Regions from separate parts of the Homo sapiens genome. Here region 1 is linked to region 2. Evidence: read pairs that join two places in POLR2A ChIA-PET (ENCODE). Cell type or tissue: CD4-positive, alpha-beta T cell. All regions are shown on one strand. Links, peaks and the distances in the headings refer to the core of each region. The heading gives the core; the rest is flanking DNA.

Evidence for each region. ChIA-PET counts read pairs that join two places held together with the same protein. Peaks named below come from ENCODE experiments on the same cell type or tissue, not always from the same donor. Only the 100,000 strongest peaks of a DNase experiment are listed, where the experiment ranks them.
Region 1: POLR2A ChIA-PET joins it to region 2 with 6 read pairs; 2 of 35 experiments call an interaction of 5 or more read pairs at or near these places.

What each region holds. Positions count from the first base shown.
Region 1 is chr10:24,480,945-24,485,486 of GRCh38, reverse strand. All of the region lies in intron 6 of KIAA1217, which reads right to left. Among named protein-coding and RNA genes, the nearest start is that of MIR603, 210 kb to the right of the region's middle. In CD4-positive, alpha-beta T cell, for the core only: no CTCF peak of the experiment used is centred there; no DNase peak of the experiment used is centred there.
Region 2 is chr10:24,620,481-24,625,022 of GRCh38, reverse strand. ARHGAP21 (Rho GTPase activating protein 21) reads left to right here. Exons shown (of 26, transcript NM_020824.4): 8 at 2,261-2,290; 9 at 3,654-4,542. Among named protein-coding and RNA genes, the nearest start is that of ARHGAP21, 100 kb to the left of the region's middle. In CD4-positive, alpha-beta T cell, for the core only: no CTCF peak of the experiment used is centred there; DNase peaks (open chromatin) are centred at 1,872 and 2,682; H3K4me3 peaks cover 1,247 bases; H3K27ac peaks cover 1,727 bases.

The DNA of each region.
Region 1 (4,542 bases), core at 985-3,484, 140 kb after region 2:
GGCAAAGCCTTGAGTTTGGAGAGGAGCCAGTCAGTTAGACATTTGGTGGAAGAATGCACGAAGCAGCAGAAAGAGCAAAGGTGAATTCTCCAAGGTCAGAAAGTCCTGGACAAGGTCAATTACAGGAAGTGAGGGAACATGGAGTTGAGTTCTTGGCAGGCCACGGAAAAGGCTGAACGAACCCTTACTCTGTAGAGGAAACAGTCTCAGAAGGCCCCTACCCCTTGTTAAACAGGGGTACCCATTCTCTCACACCCACTACCCACAGAAATCCAGCCTCACTTAGAATCCTGGAATTACATAAGTTTCTGGTTGGAAGGGATTTACATAAATCCCATAGCTCTTCCCATTCTGGGTCTGTGATCTTGAATGAAGCTATTAAAAAAAAAAAAAAAAAGCGGGCAGGTCCAACCAGGAGGTCCAAGCTCAGTCCCACCCAGGCCTGGTGTTCCCCGCATGCACAATTGGCTTCCCAGGTTCTAGCAGTGCTCTGCCCAGCACAGCAAATGCACTTAGGGAAGGCTCCAGGCAGCCTTTAATCTATTTCACAATTCACTTTCTGTGTAGGCTGTTCTGGATGGGACCAGGAAACAGCCCCAAGTCAGGAATAAGGACACAACCCCCCTCAGATCCGAAGGGCTGGCACAACTCTATGGCTTCATGGTTTTATGTCAATGAAAAATTTATTCATAGAAAACTGTCCAGTACACAAAGTGATCTAATAGCTATTTTCATTTAAATTGCACAGAACTTGTCCCTCTGCCAGGCACAGTGGCTCACACTTGTAATCCCCAAATTTTGGGAGGCTGAGGTGGGGGAGGCTTGCTTAAGCCCAGGAGTTCGAGGCTGCAGTGAGCTATGATTGCACCACTGCGTTCCAGCCTGGGTGACAGAGCAAGACCACATCTCTAAAATAATAATACATTGAAAAATAAAAATAGGCCATACACGGTGGCTCACACCTGTAATCCCAGCACTTTGGGAGGCCGAGGTGGGCGGATCCCTTGAAGTCAGGAGTTCAAAACCAGCCTGGCCAACATGGTGAAACCTTGTCTCTACTAAAAATACAAAAAATTAGCTGGGCTACTGTGGTGGGCTTCTGTAATACCAGCTACTTGGGAGGCTGAGGCAGGAGAATTGTTTGAACCCGGGAGGCGGAGGTTGCAGTGAGCCGAGATCATGCCACTGCACTCCAGCCTGGGCAACAGAGCGAGACTGTTTCAAAAAAAAAAAAAAAAAAAAAAATATATATATATATATATGTATATCTATCTATCTATATATATGTATATCAATATATATGTATATCTATATATATATACACACACATATACATATATACATATATATACACATAAATATAATAAAAATAAAAATAAAAATTGCACAGAACTCTTGAGTAGATTATCATCCCCTTATTAGGACAAAAGACACTGAGGCTTAGCCAGGCAGGGCTTTTCTTAGGGAAACAGATCAATTAGCTTGCAGGCTTTCTCGGATCCAGGGCTCTCTGTGGCACTGAGCTGCCTCCCTTAGTGACTCACATCTAGGGTGAGGCACTTCACTTCCTGTTGGCTCTCTGCTGGGTGCCTAGAGCCGCCACTCCCCAGGGCAAGCCTACACCCTGCTTTATGAAATCACCTGTTTTGCATTTTCTTTCTCTTCCCTGAGGCTAATCTGGAACATTTGTGTTCTGGAATTGACATCTCATTTTTTGCACAGGTACAAACAGGTAGGAATAGCAGTTGCTTCATGTTATGGGCCAGCTGAACACGGCCAGCTAATTTACCTTCAAATGAGAGACGGTGTCAGGAGAGATGGTCTCTTGAGTGGACCTCATGGTGACTGTGGAAATGAACTCCCCACTCTCGCCTGCTTTAGAGCTGTAAATCTTAGGGCGGACTCAAAAGAAATAAAATAATGACTCTTAGGGAAAAGAAAAAAACATTTGCTATATTTGGTCTCTCTAGTGCATTTCCTTTTTGTTTTGTCTTAGTTACTTGTGCTTGCAAAGACAAAATGTGAGGGGGGCCACGGCGAGTCCTGAGCTGAGGCTCGACATGAAAGGTCTCACGTTTTAACGGGGTCACTCTGGCCTCCCCAATGAGAACAGGCGGAAGGTGGGCAGGGACTGAGTGGGGAGACCTTTTGGGAGACCACTGTAGCAAGTCAGGTGAGAGATGGAGGTGGAGTGGCCCAGTGGGTGGCTGTGAGGTCAAGAGCAATGGCTGGAGCCACCCTTAAGGCAGCAGGATAGCGAAATGTCATTTAACTAGAGTAGCTCCCATCCTTGGACCTTTAGGAAGTCTCCTTGCTGTTTCTCCTGCTGTAAAGTCAGCTATTAGGACCCAGTATTCTCCAAGGTCTCTTTAGCTTTGAGGATGGACAAGGAGACAGAGGAAGTATTTACTGGTGATACAAGTTGGCCCTGCATGAGTATATACAGACTTTTTTTTTTTTTTTTTTTGAGACAGGATCTTGCTCTGTTGCCCAGGCTGGAGTGCAGTAGTGCAATCATAGCTCACTGCAGCCTCCAACTCCTGGGCTCAAGTGATCCTTCCACCTTAGCCTCCTGAGCACCTAGGGCTACAAGCATGTGCCACCACACCTAATTTTTCAAAAAGTCTTTTGTAGAGATGGGATCTCACTCTGTTGCCCAGGCTGGTCTTGAACTCCAGGGCTCAAGTGGCCCTCCTGCCTCAGCCTCCTAACATGCTGGAATTACAGGCATGAGTTACTGCACCCAGTTCAATACAGACTTTTTAAGATCTGTGATTTTTGAAAGTTAGAATTCATGCTTAGACCCAGCTGTATTTTTTGAATCACTTCATTCATGAAAAATGAAGTCCAGAATTCAAATAAGGACAAGTGTAATCTCCATGGTTTCCGCCAGACAGAAGGACAAGTAAATCACAAGAGAGGCTAAACTATGTGTCCTGTGTGTCAACAGAGTCTAGGATTATCAGCTCCTGGGCTATTTTGACGATCCATCTTTAGGTTGGGTGGGAACCCCACGATTCTGCATTAAGCTGATTTTGTCATCTTTTCAGGAGGCTTACTCTGCACCTAAGCTATTCCTCTTCTCTTTGAAGTTCTAGTTGGCAAAGGACCGAGTTATCTGAATCTCACAGTATTTAGTTTTTTCTGGCTTAAGTTTCTGGTCTCAGACTTAGGGCTTCTGATTGAGAGCACCTCATGAATATTCAAAGGAGATACAGCAGCACATTTTAATTTGATCTAATTAGTGACAGACGACGCCTTTTCCTTTTGAGATATTGATTTGTTTAAAGTAGCACACAGACCTTGTGGCTGCTATTCCATTGGCATTTCTGACAGAGTATCCCTGGTGTAAGAATAGAGCTAGCTGCATAAATCTGTTAGTTGGTCTAGTATGTTTATCAAGTATCTGATGCCTGAACTCAGGAGTCTAAGGAATAACTAGCAAATATGACTTAACCATGAAATTCCACTCCTGTGAACGAAATAACAATTCAGTTGGTCAGCACTTGATTTCTGAGACTGGCAAAACATCATATCGAGATGTCATTTTTATAGGTACCATGATGGTAAAAGTATAGCAAATTTTGGATAGAGACTAGTTGGTCTTTCCCAAATGACATCTTTTCATTACGTACATGCCCTCAATTCTAGACCATCTCAATGTTCTCAAGAAGGCTCTGAGACCCACATAACTTTGGGAAAATGTTCCCTTTTCTGAATTCATAGCAATTACCGTCTGTATCACTTCTTTGGAATTAATTATGTACAAGCAGACCCCAAATTATGGCAGGCTTGTCATTGAAAAGTTTACTTGTACTTTCATTGTTTAGAACTTGGAATAAATGGTGGTTGGATTTCCAGCTGGCCCATGGAAGCCTCTTTAACCTACAATGTATTATTAGTCCTGTCGTCGTTCCTCATTGTTTTCAAGGAAAACGTGTCCTGACTTCCAAGCTGGACTTTGGGAAGCTGGGAAGAGATCTTTCTCTGGAGCTCAAGCCTCTGGGGGTGCCATGTGACTTGGCATGTCCCCTTCTCTCCTCTCTGACTCACAAGGAGACATTGTCACTCTCAGGAATGACAAGAAGAGCATCCCTGGGCATCACCAAAGCCAAAAGAAATATCACGTGTGAAATTCAATGATTGTGGTTGTTTCTCAAAAACAGGTATTCAGTAGGCATTTGTAACTCCGAAGCTTCCTGTACTTAAACCGTGACAAAGCTTATATGTTTATATTAAGCTTTTAATATTTTATGACTGTCTTCATGGTTTATGTTCCTGGTGTATGGGAACCATATCTCAGTTTCTTTGTATGCAGCAAATCCTCCAGTCCACAGCTAAGCACATAAGAGCAGCTCAATAAACATTTATTGATCCATAATTACAGCTACATGAAAAAGCAATTCAGACAAGAGCTGAATCAGTCAAGCACTATTAGGCATCAAAACAGATAACCTAATGATTTCACGCATACCTGGCTTAGCTGTCTTATCTTCAGTCTTATAGCTCAGATGCAGTTTTAAAAGGATGCCCTGAACCTAG
Region 2 (4,542 bases), core at 1,439-3,938:
GCAAAACAGGGCTGTTAGGGAAGGCTTCAGTTTTTAAAATACAAGCTGTTAAACTCCAAAAGGTGTAATACTTAAGTACAAGGGTAAAGAAAGCTCAAGAAGGAATGTGAAGTGGTATACAAAAAGGCTGAGTGGAAAAAATGGCTAAAAATGTTTTGTCATATTCTGTTGAATTCACAAGAGCTAGTAAATTGGGAAAAATTTAAATGTTGTCTGATTCTATCAAAACACTTTCATATGTTGTAAAGTATCCATTTGGGCTTAAAGCCTAACTAAAATTCAAAATTGTTAATACTGAATATGTAATTCTTATGACATTGGTTTCAAAAATAATATTCCTCCCCAAATTTGAATAAAGGAGATAGCTTTAAAATATTAGTTCTACCCGGGCTCGGTGGTTCACACCTGTAATCCTGGCACTTTGGGAGTCCGAGGCAGGTGGATCACTTGAGGTCAGGAGTTCGAGACCAACCTGGCGAACATAGTGAAACCCCACCTCCATTAAAAATACAAAAATTAGCTGAGCATGGTGGCTCATGCCTGTAATCCCAGCTACTCAGGAGGCTGAGGCAGGAGAATTGCTTGAACCTGGGAGGCACAGGTTGCAGTGAGCCAAGATTGCGCCACTGCACTCCAGCCTGGGCAACAGAGTGAGACTCGGTCTCAAAAAAAAAAAAAAAAAAAAGTTCTAGAACAGCATTTCCCAGGCAGATATTCTAATTATTTTAAAATCTCTGGGGAAAAAAATGGGTTCCCTGGCGAGTAAGTTTGTACTTTTGAGTTTCACAATGTACATTTTGTGAAAAATGTTCTTGAATGAATTCATATTTTATCTCAACCATATCTGCTTACATTAGATAATAGTACTGCATGTGTGAGATGTTCACTGTTAATGCCTGCATTTGTATGGATTTCAGGGCCCCTTGTGATAACTTAACTCAGAAGTGGGGACCTGTGACTGTAATGTAGACTATTTAGCATTTAGAATTGCCATACAGGAATATTAGAGATGTCTGAAGTATGTAAAATATTCTCAAGTTTTAATAGTTCCAGCCGTATACTTCTATTACTAAACAGTAATATTTCTTCCCAAATTTGAATAAAGGAGTCATCTTTAAAATATTAGTTCTAGAATAGCATTACCCAAGTAGATATTCTAATTATGTTAAAACCTCTGGGAAAAAAATGGCCTCCATGGTGAATAAGTTTATATTTTCCTTTCGAATTTCACAATGTACATTAGTGTCGTCGTGGTTTTGAGAAATCAAAAAGCTTGCCAAGTGGCCCTACATCATTGACCATAGGGACCTCCTCTCCCCCATCCTCCTTTTCAGGTGGTATATAATAAAACTACACAAGGATGTTGTGGGAAATGCTGTACCAGACAGTACAGTATTCTCTCATCCAGACACAATTTTCCTATTGCAGAAAAGTATTGGTATGATTCTAATCAGCATGGAAAAGATAGACTTGGTGTGTCAATGCACACACCCAAAATGCATGTTGGGATTAACTGTATTCATGCCATAAAAATACTATGTAGACATATTTTATTTTATATGGCTAGCTTTAATTTGTCACTGCATTCTAGTCTCTGTTCTATAATATTTATTATAGGTTAACAAGAATTACTCTGGAAGTAATATTTTTATGTCTATCCAGTAGTTATTTTTGCAAACTAATACAATAGTACAAAAGGCACAGTGTTGAAAGATCTTAATTTTTGAGTGAAACTTACTTAAAAGAAGTCATTTTCCCCCCTGAATCTTAGTGTAAAGGCAGCTGCAGTCTGCTGACAGCTTGTGGTTATGCTCTGATTTACTGGGGAAGGAGGAGGTTGTACTATTTTAAATGCATAATAGAGCATTCGTTTCGTCATCTGGAAGCAGAGATGGAAGAAGCTGGGGGGAAATGAGAGACATCACTGTTGCTTTCGTGGAGGGAAGCTTTGTAGCATGTTATCAGACAGCAGTGCATATTGAAGAAAATATCTGTTAGGAATGCATGTCACCAGATGTATTTTGCTTTCAAGAATGGTAGACACATCAAACAAGAATCAGATAAAAGCCTGAGAAAAAGATGTTCAGAAGAATACTGGAGTTATTCTTTATGCTTCACTGCCCTTTACCTCTCTTGGTACCTTCCAGAGAAACAAGTATAGATGTATTTTTAGCTTGCCGTTTCCAGCATCAATATGACAACATGATTTTGTCTTTATATCAGTAAGCAGCTTCTACTATGTTTTCCTATTTTCTGCTAGCTACAGTTTACAAAGGATGTCACAGCACTGGTAAGAAATGCACAGTAGCCATTTCCTTGCTTTTTAAGTCATGTTTTGTAGAGATTTGTAATAAGCCAATCTATTAAAAACTGTTCACTTTTGCTTAGAGAAATCCCTCTATCGTGTTAATCTTACTAATTTGCAGAATACGTTTGTGATAGATGGTTTGCCATCCTTATTTTTTATTTTTATGTTTGGTTTTCTTTTGTATCCTGTACATAACTGATGCTACAGCGTAATATTTATCTGCATCAGTATATATATATATATATATATATATATATATATATATATATATATATATATATGTTTTTTAAGTATCTCACCCTCTTCCTGTCACTACTACTTTGCTGTTACGTTTGTGGCTGCACTTGAGCTTTGCAAGCTGTCGAATGCAAAGAGCAGGATGTGATGATAGTCTTGAGTTAAGCTTGTTTTGATTAGGGGAAGATGTGTTACCACATCTGTCTCAGATGCTGAACATAGTCCCTGTGTTGCACTGATGAGCTCTGTTTTGTAAAGTCTCTATAGTTGATTTCTGTTATTCTTAAGGCTTTAAAAATATTGCTGAATAATTTTACAAATAGTTGATAAAAAACTATTTAGGCTGCATGCCTGCCTGTTAGTAATAGAGAAATGTCTCCTTATAATAAGTAAAGGAGACCAAATAAATTTGTATGATATACTTTTGCATTAGCTTAAAATAAAAATATAAATTATATACAGAACGATGAGTTACCTTTTTTCATGTTTTTCTGCCTTTATTATATGTGCTTTATTTCTTAAACTTGCATATTATCTTACTTTAAATATTAAAATACTTAGCATGGCTGCTGAAGGTCTTAATTTGTCAAAATGGATTATTCTTAGGGACTCTGTAATGGTTAATTGACAAGATGCTTCAAATAAATTAGACTTAATTTATTATAGTAGTAGTACTTAAAATGCATTTAAGATTTTTAATATTTTCACCTTTTCTCTGGCAAAATACATGAATCTTCCTTTGCTGGGATTTATTTGGCAGCCATTTAACCTGTCAACTGCTGAAACTCAGAAGGCTTGAATGGGGAGAATTTTAGAAGTAATGTGGGTACATCTAATTGGTTGGGTAGAAATTTGATGAGTTTCACATGTTTTGAGCAAAGAGGTGATTGTAATTTGTATGTGTTGCAGATTCTACAGTTTATTTGATTTCTGAGAGACTAGCTCTTTCTAGATTTGTAGAGTACCCTTATGTTGTGTTTGCATGCATGCTATAGTGAATGTCACTCAGGAACGAGGTAGGACATAGATAAAATAGTGCACTGTAAAAATGGAAATTATTATTCTTTTTATGAATTTCCAGTGACACCTTCCTCTCATTTCTATACAGGCATATTCTCAAGATGCCTACCTGAAAGGCAACGAAGCTTATAGCGGCAATGCCCGCAATATACCTGAACCTCCACCAATCTGCTATCCCTGGCTGCCATCTGCCCCATCAGCCATGGCACAGCCAGTTGAAATATCTCCTCCTGACTCATCATTGAGCAAACAGCAAACCAGTACACCAGTACTGACACAACCTGGTAGGGCCTATAGAATGGAAATACAAGTGCCTCCATCACCAACAGATGTTGCAAAATCAAACACAGCAGTGTGTGTTTGCAATGAAAGTGTAAGGACTGTCATTGTGCCTTCTGAGAAGGTTGTAGATTTGTTATCCAATAGAAACAACCATACAGGTCCTTCACATAGAACTGAAGAAGTGAGGTATGGCGTGAGTGAGCAGACCTCTTTAAAAACAGTGTCAAGAACCACATCACCACCATTATCAATTCCCACCACTCATCTAATTCATCAGCCTGCAGGCTCCAGATCACTGGAACCTTCTGGAATTTTACTTAAGTCTGGAAATTACAGTGGACATTCTGATGGAATCTCAAGCAGCAGATCTCAAGCTGTGGAGGCTCCCTCTGTATCTGTTAATCACTATTCGCCAAATTCCCATCAGCACATAGACTGGAAAAACTATAAAACTTACAAAGAGTATATTGATAACAGACGATTGCACATAGGTTGTCGGACAATACAAGAAAGATTAGATAGTTTAAGAGCAGCATCTCAAAGCACGACAGATTATAACCAGGTCGTCCCCAACCGCACTACTTTGCAGGGACGACGTCGAAGCACCTCTCATGATCGAGTGCCCCAGTCTGTCCAGATACGGCAACGCAGTGTGTCCCAAGAAAGACTGGAAGATTCTGTGCTAATGAAGTATT